Linked DNA regions of Homo sapiens: region 2 is linked to region 1. Evidence: chromatin contacts called from ENCODE Hi-C or POLR2A ChIA-PET data. All regions are on one chromosome and are shown on one strand. The core of a region is the stretch at or near the end of the contact, and the rest is flanking DNA. Distances in the headings are between cores, read along the strand shown.

What was found. A loop is a pair of places that touch in the nucleus more often than their neighbours do. ChIA-PET counts read pairs that join two places held with the same protein, here RNA polymerase II (POLR2A). Pooled maps may share reads with other maps.
Region 2: a pooled map shows a loop between it and region 1 (17-fold over the local background). The contact joins the promoter of PEMT here to the promoter of UBB in region 1. A Hi-C loop is called at or near these places in 7 of 50 pooled maps. POLR2A ChIA-PET finds 5 or more read pairs at or near these places in 2 of 52 experiments (PC-9 and endothelial cell of umbilical vein).

Annotation. Positions count from the first base shown.
Region 1 is chr17:16,376,075-16,383,788 of GRCh38, reverse strand. UBB (ubiquitin B) reads right to left here and starts at 2,698. Exons shown (of 2, transcript NM_018955.4): 1 at 2,605-2,698; 2 at 1,049-1,887. The coding sequence starts at 1,881. The coding sequence ends at 1,192. LOC124903937 (a long non-coding RNA gene) reads left to right here and starts at 4,443. Exons shown (of 2, transcript XR_007065643.1): 1 at 4,443-4,983; 2 at 5,446-5,682. RefSeq lists an enhancer at 2,719-2,998.
Region 2 is chr17:17,588,964-17,596,677 of GRCh38, reverse strand. PEMT (phosphatidylethanolamine N-methyltransferase) reads left to right here and starts at 4,970. Exons shown (of 7, transcript NM_148172.3): 1 at 4,970-5,147. The coding sequence starts at 5,052. RefSeq lists enhancers at 4,829-5,218, 4,784-5,525.

The DNA.
Region 1 (7,714 bases), core at 1,449-3,948:
TTGCAGTGAGCCGAGATCGCACCACTGCACTCCAGCCTGGGGCAAGAGAGACTGTCCAAAAAAAAAGTGAGGAACCACTTTAACTTGCCACCTAACTTATCAAGATCAGGAAGATTGTCTTAGATCAGAATACCGTTTTCAACATTAAGTACCTGCAAGCCATCTTTCTCCTCAGCCAGTCGTCTTCCATACTCGGTGATTAGCTGCTGCTTGGCTCATCAGTTAAAGCATATACAGCAAAGAGACAAGATTATGGTCCCATACTACCACCCAGGTTAAACACTTTGGTGTAATACACTACAGAGCAATAAACACACAGCTCATAGTCACCCAATTAATTGCAGAACTGAAAGCAGTTACGTTACCACTATTCAAGCAGCCTCAATCAAAACTTTGTTTCTCCAGCAATCCTTGATTAGGTCTCAACAGGCACATTTGCTTTCCTTCAATGTAAAGAAAATGCCTGCAATCACTTGAGCCCAGGAATGATAGTGAGCTGTCATCGTGCCACTGTATACCAGTCTGGACTACAGAGCAAGACCATCTTTTAAAAAGCCTGCATATCCAACTTTTTGAGATGTTGTCTTGCTCTGTCGCCAGGCTGGGGTGCAGTGGCACGATCTCGGCTCACTGCAACCTCTGCCTCCCAGGTTCAAGTGATTCTCCTGCCTCAGCCTCCCGAATAGCTGGGACTACAGGCAGGCGACACGACGCCCAGCTAATTTTTTTCTTTTAGTAGAGACAAGGTTTCACCATGTTGGCCAGGGTGGTCTCCATATCTTGACCTCGTGATCCGCCTGCCTCGGCCTCCCAACAGACTTTAAATTCGAGCTTCAGAAAGTTTGCCATTTACCCAGGATCCTAACTTGTAATGACTTAAACAGCAAAGAAGGCTCTTGCCCCTCAGCCCACCCAAGTGTATACCAAAGTCAAGTGACTTAACTTTGAGCACATTACCAATCTCAAAATTAAATCCCTAAACATTTTCACCAGTTTTAAGCGTACCCACACATCACTAGAGAATTTCATGACAAAACACCAAGTATGCTACCATGCAACGAAACCTTTATTAACATTTTGAACAGGTTCAGCTATTACTGAAACTTGTAATTTCTAAACTTAAGTTGGGGCAAATGGCTATAGTGCAGAGTAATGCCATCACTGGGCACTGCGAATGCCATGACTGAAGAATTAACAGCCACCCCTCAGGCGCAGGACCAGGTGCAGGGTCGACTCTTTCTGGATGTTGTAGTCAGAAAGAGTGCGGCCATCTTCCAGCTGCTTGCCTGCAAAGATGAGCCTCTGCTGGTCGGGGGGGATGCCTTCTTTATCTTGGATCTTGGCCTTCACATTTTCGATGGTGTCACTGGGCTCCACCTCCAGAGTGATGGTCTTGCCGGTCAGGGTCTTCACGAAGATCTGCATACCACCTCTCAGACGCAGGACCAGGTGCAGGGTCGACTCCTTCTGGATGTTGTAGTCAGAAAGAGTGCGGCCATCTTCCAGCTGCTTGCCTGCAAAGATGAGCCTCTGCTGGTCGGGAGGGATGCCTTCTTTATCCTGGATCTTGGCCTTCACATTTTCGATGGTGTCACTGGGCTCCACTTCCAGGGTGATGGTCTTGCCGGTCAGGGTCTTCACGAAGATCTGCATACCACCTCTCAGACGCAGGACCAGGTGCAGGGTCGACTCCTTCTGGATGTTGTAGTCAGAAAGAGTACGGCCATCTTCCAGCTGCTTGCCTGCAAAGATGAGCCTCTGCTGGTCGGGGGGAATGCCTTCCTTATCCTGGATCTTGGCCTTCACATTTTCGATGGTGTCACTGGGCTCCACCTCAAGGGTGATGGTCTTGCCGGTAAGGGTTTTCACGAAGATCTGCATTTTGACCTAGTTTAAAAGTAAAACATAAGCGTGTCACCTCAGGATCATTGTATTTCTTGCTTTTACACCTAATATTCTTCAAAATTAGCAACTATTCCTTCAAAATGCCTTAAATACGTTAATATTCCGCAAGCCTCCCCTCAATTTTACAAGGCTAAGTCACTTAATACGAAATTCGTCATTCAAGGTTTCAACGTCAACAGCGGAAAATCCAGAGCGCTCTCTTACCAAGCGTCCACAGCTTTCCCCACTAACTGTTCCGGATATTCAAACTCCCCCGACCGAACTCCAATCTGCCTCAAACCTAAGCACGGTGTTAGGCAAACTGAAAACAAAACCAAACCCACAAGACTCGCGAAATAAAAATCCCATTGAAACACAAGAAGGGGCACCTTTCTCACACTGGGATTCCAAAGTAAAGGCTTCCAGAAACCACACAAACTACCTCTTTTCCGCCTTCCCCGCGAAGTAAACTCGACAGAATCGCCGATCGGTTAGGCGTCCGTTAGTTTCCGTCAACGCGCGCGCGCGCCAACCGCCCTCGCCCCCCTCAGGTCAACAAGGCCCACTGTCCCGGAAAGGCCCAGCGCCGCGTCACCTCGCCCTCCCCTCCCCCACGCCCTCCCCTCAGCGGCCCACCCAACCCCAAGAAGCCTCCACCTTGACCTCACCCATTCCCCCCTCTCACACCCCCCCAAGGTCGTTACGGCTGCGGGCCAGTACCTGTTAGCGGATACCAGGATCCTGCCAATCACCAACCACGTCCACCCACAGGGACACAAACAAGCTCACCCAACAAAGCCAACCGCCCCTAAATGCTCCGGGCTGGCGGAGCGCAAATTTATGCAACGAGTGTTGCGTCACTTATCACCCCTCACGTAGACGCCGTCTCCGTGCGCCGCTGAAAGTAGTTCGCCGCGCCCAACCTCCCGAGAGGCAGTTTAGGCTTTTCAACTGAGCCCCAAATTCCTCATAGCCGTAAGAAAGGCTCCTAAAAAATTATTTCCCTTCTCCTCTATGCGCTTCTCTTCCTTCTTTAGGAAAATATAAGAAAATTATCAGGCGGATGAATTTGAGTTGAAGAAACCTTCCTCGAAAGCTCTGGAAACTTCCTTGCAGCGCCGGCACTGATTGGTTAGGCCTGCGAAGGCGAGGTCGGCGCTGATTGGTGGGGGACGCGGTGGCTCTGTTGTTGCTGGGCTCCACCTGGGGTGGCTTAGCGCCGAGGTTGCTAAGTAACTGAGCGCGCGTGCGCCGCACAGGCGCGCCGTCCTGAAAGAGGGTATTTCCGGCGGGAGAAGGAGGGGGGGTCTTTCCTTTTTTTTCTTGAGACGGAGTTTCGCTCTTGTTTCCCAGGCTGGAGTGCAATGGCGCGATCTCGGCTCATCGCAACCTCCGCCTCCCGGGTTCAAGCGATTCTCCTGCCTCAGCCTCCCAAGTAGCTGGGATTACAGGCATGCGCCACCACGTCCGGCTAATTTTTTGTATTTTTAGTAGAGACGGGGGTTTCACCATGTTTGTCAGGCTGGTCTCGAACTCCTGACCTCAGGTAATCCACCCGCCTCGGCCTGCCAAAGTGGGCCGCCGCGCCTCAGAAGCGGGACGGCGTGGCACCCGATATCGAGACACCTGATGGTGATTGTGAAGCACAATTCCCTCTCCCATGTTTTAAAAACGCGCGCCCCTGGCCGGGCGCGGAGGCTCACGCCTGTAATCCCAGCACTTTGGGAGGCCGAGGCGGGTGGATCATGAGGTCAGGGGTTCAAGACCAGCCTGGCCAAGGTGGTGAAACCCCGTCTCTACTAAAAATACAAAAAAATTAGCCGGGCGTGGTGGCGGGCGCCTGTAATCCCAGCTACTTGGGAGGCTGAGGCAGATAATTGCTTGAACCTAGGAGGCAGAGATTGCAGTGGGCCGAGAATGTGCCACTGCATTCCAGTCTGGCGACAGAGTGAGACTCTGTCTCAACAAACAGACAAACAAAAAACACGAGCCCCTCATACACTGGCCAGTTGTTTTTGCTTTTTTGTGACAAAGTCTGGCTGTGTCCCCAGGCTGGTGTGCAGTGGTGTGATCACCGTTCACTGCAGCCTTGACCTCCAGGGCTCAAGTTATCCTGCCACCTCAGCCTCCCAAGTGGCTGGGACCGTGGACCACGCCTGGCTTTTTAATTTTGTATTTATTTTTTGAGACGGAGTCTCACTCTGTCACCCAGGCTGAAGGCCAGTGGCGTGATGTGGCTCACTGCAACCTCCACCTCCCTGGTTCAAGCGATTCTCCTGCCTCAGCTTCCTGAGTAGCTGGGATTACAGGTGCGTGTCACCATGCCTGGCTAATTTTTGTATTTTTTAGTACAGATGGGGTTTCACCACGTTGGTCAGGCTGGTCTCGAACTCCTGACCTCAGGTGATCTGCCTGCCTCGGCCTCCCAAAGTGCTGGGATTACAGATGTGAGCCACTGTTCCTGGTCTAATTTTTTTTTGTTGTTAGATCAGAGTCTTGCTATGTTACCCAGGCTGTTACTGAACTCTTGGGCTCAGGAGATCCGCCTGCCTCGGGCTCCCAAAGTGCTAGGATTACAGGCATGAACCACCGTGCCTGGCGGACTAGCCGCTTTTTATTTTTCTTCGTGGTTATTGCAGGGTTGTGGAGCTTTAAATCATGCTTCTGTAGTCAGAGTGCTCTTAGTTGCATTGTCTTAATCCTCATCACGGCCCGAGAACAGTCTGTAAATCGGGAGTTCAGAGTGGGACCCTCTGCGGGGACCGGAAACCTGTTGCTGAAGCCGCTCACCACCAGGCCCAGAGAGGCGAGGCTGGAGCCCATGGTGACAGTGGCCGGGCTTCGCTCTGGCTCCAGCAATACCTGCAAATCCAGTTCTTCCCAGCTGTTTCTCCAAACTGGTAGGAAAAAAAAAAGTGCAGATTAGGGAGCCGAAACCCCACTTCAAAAACGGGAATTCACCTACAAGAAAGTAGCTGATCCTGCTCCCATTGACGTGCTTGTTGTGCAAGGGTGAGGTTAACCAGCTAGGACCAAGCAACGGGTTTCCCTACACCCTGGGTGTGGCCACTCGTCCTGCAAGGAGATAACCCAAGGAAGGTGAGTAAGGCAGATGTGTTTGGATCCTGGTGCCTGGCACAGTCACGGGGGTGGGGTGGAAGTAAACATGAAATTGGCTGTTTTTCACGTGATACCAACCTTCATAATGTAAGAAGTAGTCTAGAAATGTGTGTATTAATACAATTAAGTAAACATCTCTTAGAAAGGTCGCTAATTACTAAATTTCAACATACCTGAGCATAACGTTGAGAAGCTATGTCGACAAATGAGCTGGTATATGAGTTAACACCTAGACAGCTTTCAGTTAAATTAACTAAAACCGGGATCTACTGTCTACTGATGTGAATAAGCAGGAGATAGAAATAAACAGTTTAAGATAATTTTGGAAGTGATTTTGAACGACTTGGGAGGTAGTTTATAAAACGTTTATTTTATTATATAAAGTATGGATTTTCGTTTTTGTTAGCCTAACAGTGATTCTGAATTTGTTTCACCAACCAGCAGCTCCTCCTGAATCATACATGTTGATCGCAGATTGAGCTAGAAGGCAGATCTCATGACTGGTATAATGACTTCACTGGGAAGTTCTAGCAGTTGCCAGAACTGTAAGTTAGTTATACAGGCTCCTGGTTCAATGTTTTCCCGAAGTAGGTCATTTGGTAACCTAAGATTAGGAATTTGGTAATCTGGCACAATACTTGGCACTGTGCTCAATAAATGTTTGTTCAGTGACTAAAATGCAATCTTCTCTTTTGTTCAACTGGAGAAAAGAAACTTTGTGACAGCCTTAAAACACAAAGCAAAAACACAGTAGAGTACTGTATTTCATCTCCATAGGCAAATGCTATTTGCCTTGGCAGTTCCTTCAAAAGAAACAAAGGGGGATTGATTCTGAGATTCTAAGTGATTTTACTTGGCTAGATGCCTTTTAATAAAAATCTGTGAGAAAACTATAGTTCCAATTAAAAGTTCACAGTTGTTTTCTTGACATTATTTGGTGATATTTAAAGTGTGGAATTAGTCTCTGATTTGTCAATTCCTTTATATTTCACATTTGGCTATTTATTTCAATACAATTACATAATGAACTCCTAATTTATTACAAGCAAGTTAGAAACTTTGATATTGAATGCCCAAAGGAACACAGAGCAAAATCTGTACTGTTTTCATGTTAGGCCTCAAAAGTACAGAAATCTATCCATTAAAAAATAGCTAATTTGGGCAGATTGCAGTGGCTCACGCCTGTAATCCCAGCACTTTGGGAGGGTGAGGCAGATGGATCTCTTGAGCCCAGGAGTTCAAGACCAGCCTGGCCAACATGGCAAAACCTCATCTCTACTAAAAATACAAAAATTAGCCGGGTGTGGTGACGCACACCTGTGTTCCCAACTATTTGGGAGGCTGAGGCATGAGAATCCCTTGAACCCAGGAGGTGGAGGTTGCAGTGAGCTGAGATCACGCCACTGCGCTCCAGCCTGGGCAACAGAGTGAGACTCCATCTCAAATACAAACATACAAAAAATAGCTACTTTAAATGTTTTTAACATTTTTATTTATTTATTTATTATCTATTTTAGAGTATCTATTGCCCAGGCTGGAGTGCAGTGGTGCAATCATAGCTTACTTCAGCCTCCAACTCCTGGGCTCAAGCGATCCTCCTGTGTCAGCCTTCCAAGTAGGTGGGATTACACACACAAGTTGCTCTGCCTGGCTACAATATTTTTATCATGAAATATTACATAAATACATGAAAGATGGAGGTAATATAGCAAATACCATATAATCCCTGATTTGCTTAAGCACTTAAAAACCTTTATTTTTGGCCGGGCACAGTGGCTCAGCCTGTAATCTCAGCACTTTGGGAGGCCAGATCACCTGAGGACAGGAGGTGGATCACCTGAGGTCAGGGGTTCGAAACCAGCCTGGCCAACATGGCGAAACCCTGTCTCTACTAAAATACAAAATTAGCCAGGCATGGTGGTGCATGCCTGTAATCCCAGCTACTTGGGAAGCTGTGATAGGAGAATCGCTTGAACCCGGGAGGCGGAGGTTGCAGTGAGCCAAGATCGTGTCATTGCACTCCAGCCTGGGCAACAAGAGTGAGACTCCGTCTCAAAAACAAAAAACAAAAAACAAAAAACTTTATTTATTTATTTATTTATTTATTTTTTTGAGACAGAGTCTCGCTCTTTCACTCAGGTTGGAGTGCAGTGGCGCGATCTCGGCTCACTGCAAGCTCCGCCTCCTGGGTTCACACCATTCTCCTGCCTCAGCCTCCGGAGTAGCTGGGACTACAGGCGCCTGCCACCAGGCCCGGCTAATTTTTTTGTGTTTTTTTAGTAGAGACGGGGTTTCACTGTGTTAGCCAGGATGGTCTCGATCTCCTGACCTCGTGATCCACCTGCCTCGGCCTCCCAAAGTGCTGGGATTACAGGCGTGAACCACCGCGCCCAGCCATGTGCAACAGATCTCTGGCACTTTTTCATCTTGTAAAACTGAAGCTCTGTCCATACTGAACAATAACTCCCTTTTCCCCCTCCTCCCAACCCTGGCATCCACCATTCTACTTTTTGTCTCTCTGAGTTTCACCACTTTAATGCCTCATGTAAGTGGAATTGTACAATATTTGTCTTTTTGTTACTGGCTTATTTATTTAATTATTTATTTTTGAGACAGGGCCTTGCTTTGTTACCTAGGCTGGAGTGCGGTGGTGCGAACGAGGCTGTAGTGACAGCCTCGACCTCCCAGGCTCAAGTGATCCTCCTGCCTC
Region 2 (7,714 bases), core at 3,721-6,220, 1.2 Mb before region 1:
CATGCACTTGTAGTCTCAGCTATTCCGGAGACTGAGTCAGGAGGATCGCTTGGGCCCAGGATTTTAAACCCAGGGGTCTCTTAAAAAAAAAAAAAAAAGCCAGGGGTGGTGGCTTATGCCTGTAATCCCAGCACTTTGGGAGGCTGAGGCAGGTGGATCACCTGATGTCAGGAGTTTGAGACCAGCCTGGCCAATATAGTGAAACCCTGTCTCTACTAAAAAATAGAAAAATTAGCTGGGTGTGGTGGTGCGCACCTGTAGTCCCAGCTACTCCAGAGGCTGAGGCAGGACAATTGCTGGAACCCGGGAGGCAGAGGTTGCAGTGAGCCGAGATCACGTCACTGCACTCTAGCCTGGGCGACAGAGCAAGACTCCGTCTCAAAAAACAAACAAACAAAAAATCTCTGCCCTGGTGAAGTTCCCCTTATAGGGGATAGGGGATGGACAGGGAATGACACTATACAAAATAAATAAGTGCACTAAATACATTTGTTAAATGATATGGCCAATGGAGAGAAATAAAGTTGGGAGAGGCCCATGGCGAGCATGGGGAAGTCAGCATGTTCAACAGGGTGGAGAGGTGGAACTTGAGCAGAACCCAGAGGAGGTGAGGAGGGTACTGGGAGGAAATGCGGGGAAGAGCAACCCAGGCGGAGGACATAGCACATGAAAATGCCCTGTGGTGGGTGTATACCTGGGGTGTTTAGGACCTCTGGAGGCCAGCTGGAAGGCAGGGGTTTGTGCTCTGTGGACACTGTGGACACTGAGGGGCAGTGAGGCCCTGCCAGCACCAACATCCTTGCTGGTGTTTCCCAGGCTGGCCTAGGCTGTGGACAACTGGGTTCAGGTAACTTCACTCCCGTGCCCTCTTCCCAGCAAGTAGTAGGTCCTTGGGGAAGGGGCTTCTTCCAAAGCTCAGGGCAGATGGGAGTGGGGAGGGAACTCGTGATCAGGGCACACATCTCCAGATGACCTCTCCCCTGCCCCAGTTCCCACCCTGGCTACCCTCTTGTTCCTGGAGCCACCAGGGGTAGAATGAGGGCAATCAGGCCTGAGTCTATGAAGTGGGTGCTGGGCATTGCGGCCACAGCCCCTCACCACCTTCCTGGTTTTAAAGCACTCCCAGTGACAATATGGTTTCTGATAACCTGCAGTACCTGCTGTCTGGGGAGCAGCTCTGGCCACCCATCCTGGCCCCTGCCCACCCATCTCCTCCCAGGAACTCTGGCAGGTCCCTGAGCTGTCAGCCAGCTCTCCTGGCCCCCAGTGGTGTCCTAAATCCCAGCAGCATGTCCATGAGTGTGACCTTAACCACCAGATCTCAATTATATAGAAAGGAGAGAAACATTTTTTTCTTTCTTTTTTTTTGGAGACAGGGTCTCACTCTCGTCACTTAGGCTGGAGTACAGTGGCACAATCACAGCTCCCTGAAGTCTCTCTCTCCTGGGCTCAAGTGATCCTGCCGCTTTAGTTTCCCGAGTAGCTGGGAGTACAGGCACGTGCACCACACCCGGCTAATTTTTTTTTGGTATTTTTTTTTGTAGAGATGGGGTTTTGCCATGTTGCCCAGGCTTGTCTCGAATTCCTGGGCTCATGCAATCTGCCTGCCTTGGCCTCCCAGAGTGCTGAGATTACAGGCATGAACCACTGCGCCTGGCCTGGACATTTTCTTAGAACCCACTGTATGCCAGGCACTTTTGTACGAGTTATTACCTCTAATCCTCACAACAGCCTCACTCGAGATATTATACTCAAGAGATATTCTATGATATAAATATTATTATGTTTTATGAACAGAAAATAGATTCAGAGTAGGGAAAGGTTTAGGTTTTACCCAAAGGCACCCAATAAACACATGTTAATTTTAGCACTAAAACCCCATTTTAATGATTGCTGGGAGTTTCTGCAGCCTGATTCATAATTCAGGAGCCAGGGAGGTGGGGTTAGAGAAAAGAGAGGCCATCAGGAGGTTTGCCCTGGGAGCTGTTCCATGATAAATGGTTTCCTATATCTGAAGAGCTCAATCAAGGGGCAAAGAGAGATAACCCTGAAGGTAGAAAGGAACTTTTGTTTGTTAAAGCTTCAGGAAGGGTGACTTTGGGTTAATGGGTATCATGACTTTGGGTTAATGGACCCCTGTCCATCAGTGGAGCGGGCGACCTCAAGAGGTGGGGAACCTCTCATCACTGGCGGCACGTAAGCAGAACCAACTTTTCCATTTGCCCAAGATGCCACAGAAGGAATGTTTCAGTGAGGGAGGTTGGCCTGGATAATTTCTCTACAAGCTCTCAGACTTGGGAACTTTTGAAAGGCTCAGGCAAGTACTTGTGCCCCAAAGTATCTTTGGCAGGGTTTTTTATTTTTATTTTTTTAGATGGAATCTCTGTCGCCCAGGCTGGAGTGCAGTGGTGCAATCTCGGCTCACTGCAACCTCCACCTCCCAGGTTCAAGTGATTCTCCTGCCTCAGCCTCCTTAGTAGCTAGGATCACAGGTGTGCACCACCATGCCTGGCTAATTTTTGTATTTTTAGTAGAGACGGGGTTTCACCATGCTGGCCAGGCTGGTCTCGAACTCCTGACCTCGTGATCTGCCCGCCTTGGCCTCCCAAAGTGCTGGGATTCCAGGCGTGAGCCACCATGCCCAGCCTGGCCCAGGCTGGAGTGCAGTGGCGCGATCTCGGCTCACTGCAGCCTCCACCTCCTGGGTTCAAGCAATTCTCCTGACTCAGCCTCCTGAGTAGCTGGGATTACAAGTGTGCACCACCATGCCTAGCTAATTTTTGTATTTTTAGTGGAGACGGGGTTTCACTGTGTTGGTCAGGCTGGTCTTGAACTCCTGACCTCATGATCCGCCTGCCTCGGCCTCCCAAAGTGCTGGGATTCCAGGTGTGAGCCAGGCAGGAGGTTTTTATCTGACTTGTTTCAAGCTGCAAGTCTGTCTCCTGGGTGGGGTGTTTGCTTTTCACAGAGGAAGGGTGGCCCAGGTTGGGTAGGCTGGAGTAGAGGATCGGACTGCATCAGTTCTGGTGTGACCTCTTACGGTTGCCTTACTTTGTTCTCAGATAAAGCAAACGCACAAAAATTTGTTTTCTGGGCTTAACAAAACAGGAGTGACCAGTTAGGTCAGAAGACTGGAACATCAGTGAAGTGGATGTGTGGTAGGCGGAGGGGAAAGACTTGCTAGAAGCCCTCCCGCTGCGGGGGGCTCCTTCAGAAATGGCTCTGCCTCTAGCAGCTCTGCCTGGACACTGAGCAGGGAAAGGGTCCCGACACTCATTAGTAACAGTGGTAAGTCAGAGAACCAGCCCTGAGCCTGTGTCCCCAGCCCTGCCGGGGGCCAATGCCTACTGAGCACTTCCCACAGGCCAGTTCCTGGGTGATGAGTTTTACCAACATGTATTTCCCTTTTACTTTTGAGGAAAATGAAGGTGGGCTCAGTCACAGAGATAGTGCATGCTCCAAAGCCAGTGTCTTTCCTGTCTCCTCGGTTGGCCTGCCCCATCCTAGCGATGTTGTGAAGATTGGGACTACCTCTAAAGCAGCACACAGTGGCTGCTCAGTAAATGCTCAACACTGGTAGGTGCTGTGGGCCAAGGTGGAGAGAAACGGGCCATCTGGAGCAGGAAGCAGCTGACTGCAGAAGTCCTGTCTGGGCCCCCAGCAGTCTGGGTGACTGAGCAAATCTTGGAACCTCTCAGTCTATTTCCCCATATTACATAACACCTGGCTACAAAAGGGCTTTTTTCTTTTTTGAGAGGGAGTCTCGCTCTGTCGCGCAGGCTGGCATGCAATGGCACCATCTCCGCTCACTGCAACCTCCACCTCCTGGGTTCAAGCGATTCTCCTGCCTCAGCCTCCTGAGTAGCTGGGATTACAGGTGCGCGCACCACACCCGGCTATTTTTTGTATTTTTAATAGAGACGGGGTTTCACCGTGTTAGTCACGCTGGTCTCGAACTGCCGACCTCTGGTGATCCGCCCACCTCGGCCTCCCAAAGTGCTGGGATTACAGGCATGAGCCACCACACCCGGCCTACAAAAGGGGTTCTTCTGGGACCCGATCGTCTAAACTCTTCTCCATTTGACCCCCTCCATCACTACTCCACAGCTCACCGGTCTTTTCTCTGTTCCTTAGGTGCCCGTCCTGTCTCCAGGCCTTTGTACATACCATTCGTCTTGCCTTGTTTGCCCTGCCCTCACACTTGGCACATCTGGCACCTCCCCTGCACATTCTAAGACAGCATCCTTCCGTACCATTTGACCCACCCCGTTTTTTCCACCACAGTACTCATCCATATTATAACCCTTTATTCACATTTTGTCTTTTATCTCAGTCAGGAGGAAGCGAGGGCGGGGGACTCTGTGTTGTTCCCTACCGTACCCTCAGCGCACAGTCTGGTTCAGAAAATACTCGAGAGTGAATGAGAGAATGAATGAAGGAAAAAATGAGTGGAGGAGGGGTCTTTGGCCGAGCTAAAGAGCCTGGGCGCCGCGGGGGCGGGAAGCTCTAGGCAGTGCTCGTCGCGCACCGCCCCCAGAGTAAAGCGAATTTCAGAAGAGGGCGTGGGGCCCTGGGCGTGTGGGGCCCTGGGCGTGTGTGACCCGGGCCAAGTCCAAGTCCGCAGGAGGCTGCGCGGGAAGCTGCTTATAGCTACGACCCGCGGCCCCCGGCCTCTAGCCCCACCGCCGCCAGGCAAGGGCAGGGACGCCAGGTCAGTTACAGGCTCGGGTGCGGCAGCCGGCGACCAAAGGCACTGGGCGGGAGGCCGGATCCAAGGGGATACTGCTACGTAGCTGCAGCGGAACCGGCAGGCTCTGCGGCGAAACACACTGGGACTTGTAGTTCTCGGCTCCTCTAGACGCTGTCGCGAGCCCCCAGATAAAGAGGCACTTCGCGGTGACGGGGAACTACATTTCCCAGAAGGCCGGAATATGTTGGGGGTCACCGGGAAAGCGCCCCGACTGGCGGCACTTACCCGGCTCTATAGGTCCGGTTCCGGGGGCGCGTGGCTGCAGCGGGGCCCGCGTGGTGCCTCCTGAGGCGGCCCCCGGATGAAGAGATCTGGGAACCCGGGAGCCGAGGTAACGAACAGCTCGGTGGCAGGGCCTGACTGCTGCGGAGGCCTCGGCAATATTGATTTTAGACAGGTACTGACCGCACCGGACCGCCGCGGAAACTGGGAGAGGGATCTGCAAGGCCCGAGGGGCGTGAAGGCTTGCGGCGCCTCAAACGCTGCGGGGCGGGGCCGCCAGTTCCCAGGCAATGGGGGCGTGGCGTGGCGGGGGTGGGGGAGCCGCGTGCGGGAGCGCCGGCTGGTGTCTGTGTGTGTGCGTGTGCGCGCGCGTGTAAACCTCAGATTGCGTGTGTCAGAGACGGGGGCGTTCCTGAGCTCGTCTGATTGTGTGCCTGTGTGTGGCCCTGAGATTGTGTGAGACTCAGAGGTTGTCCGTGTTAGTCTTTGGGATTGTGTCTCACTGAAATTATGTGATGCTCTGAGAGTGTGCCGGAGAGTGAGTGTGAGTGTGTATGACCGAGGCTGTGTGTGACTGAGCGTGGGCGAGGGTGAAGGAGGCCGATTATATGTTTGGGAGTGTGTTGTGTGGCCCCTGCTCCCGTCCATCCCCCAGGGTCAGGAGGCCAGCTTTTGCCCAGAGGCAAGAGAGTGGTGGGGACCCTGCCTGTCTCCCAGCCGGCCCTGGGCAGGCTGCAGACCACCACCCAGCCGTTTCGGGGCCATAATGGGTGCGACCGGCCCCAGAAGCTGGGGGCCTGGCTTGCCTGCTGAGGCTGCCCTCTGCAGAGTCCTAGGCCAGAGAGTGCCTGTCCTGGCATCTCCCCAGGCTCCCAATTCCAATGGATTCCAATTTCCAACCTCTCTTGCATTCTCCCTTCTATCAAAGCTTCCTCTTAGATGCTCCATTTACCTTTTTCATCACCCACTCTTCATGAAGCCTGTAAGGCACATCTCTGCCCCAAGCAGCTTCTAATCCAGTTCTTTCGCTCCCTTCATTCCTTACTCACATGTGCATTTATTCACTCACTGATCCAGCCAGTATTGATTCAGGGCCGGCTGAGGGCCTCGTGTCACTCAGAAGTTTAAGGGCACTTCTGTCACTGAGCTTTCATTCTAGGGAGGGAGATTGTAGGCCTGGAAAGCCAGAGAGTTCTCTGAAGGAGCTAATACCAGTTAGTGTTTTGAAGAGTAGCTGATGGGAAGGCGGGATTGAAATCCCAAGAGAGCCTGTTGCCGTATCTGCGAGGGAGGGACCTGGGATCTGAGAGCCGAAAGGTCAGTCAGTGGGGCAAGATTCCCCAGAGGAGGGAGGCAGTTGCGAAGCCCTCCAGGAGGCACAGGAGGAGATGGGCCGCTGGCCCTGAGGGAGCGCAGGACCGTTGGCCAGATGGGTGCTCAGCAGAGGACAGGAAGAAGACTATTACTTTAGTAAACTGTCCATTGAATTACAACATGCAGTCAGATGAGTGATGGGTCCTACCCCTACAGCTCCTGCATTTTCACCAGGTGAACCTGTATCTGTTAATCCTCAGATCAAGATGGGGGGTCATGATCACCTCCAGGGGCTGCCCTCAGAAGCCACCGTGTAGAAGGGTGGGTGGGGGAGCCATGTAGAAGGGGGGGCAGAATGCAAGGGGGCAGTGTCCCTTTGCAGACCCATCTAGGGGCCTGCCCCAGGGCCTGCCAGTGGGCAGGGGAGACTAACCGGGTGTGTGAGGGGTGGGCTTCTCTGCTCTTTCTCCTTTCTCCCCAGGGCTGTGCAGCTGGAGAGAGCTGGGGCTGGGGTTCGGGTCAGGGTGACCCTTGTTGACTAACATTCTGCTTTTCTTCTGCTGTCCTTGTTGGTGCAGTTAAGCTTCCTGTTGCCAAGGGATTTTTCTTAAAGAAAGAAAGAAAGAAACATACAACATACAACATTACATATTTGCTTATGTGGTAGCTCTACTCCCTCCTCAATCAAAATCTCCGGTTTTAAAATATGTCAGTCCCTGGCCTGGGAGAGTTGCAAGGTTTTTGTTCACCCCATGGGCGTCTGAGCTGCAGGATCTCCGGTGCTAGCCCTGTGCTGCTGTGCTGTCCAGTAGAAACATCGTGTGCCACATGCATAATTTAAACCTTTCTAGTAGCCATGTTAAATTAGTGAGAAGAAATGGAAAATAGCAAAGAAATAGAAAAATAATTTTGACAATATATTTTATTGTTACCAAAATATATATCAGACATATTTTGTCCTGTGGCATTCCAAGCTTGTGGCACTGCCTGTGACCAGTGGCTGCCATGTCATACCAAACAGTGCTGCTCTGGGTACCATGCCCTCCACCAGCTCTTTTCTGGGCCTGCTTCAGCAGGTACAGAATCTTGCTTTTGTTTTTAAAAAAAAAAAAAAAAAAATCAGCTGTTGGGGCTGGGCACGGTGGCTCACGCCTGTAATCCCAGCACTCTGGGAGGCCAAAGCAGGTGGATCACCTGAGGTCGGGAGTTTGAGACCAGCCTGACCAACATGGAGAAATCCCATCTCTACTAAAAATATAAAAAGTTAGCCAGGCGTGGCGGCACATGCCTGTAATCCCAGCTACTCGGGAGGCTGAGGCAGGAGAATCACTTGAACCCCGTAGGTGGAGGTTGCAGTGAGCTGATATCACGCCATTGCACTCCAGCCTGGGCTAGAAGAGCGAAACTCTGTCTCAAAACAAAAACAAA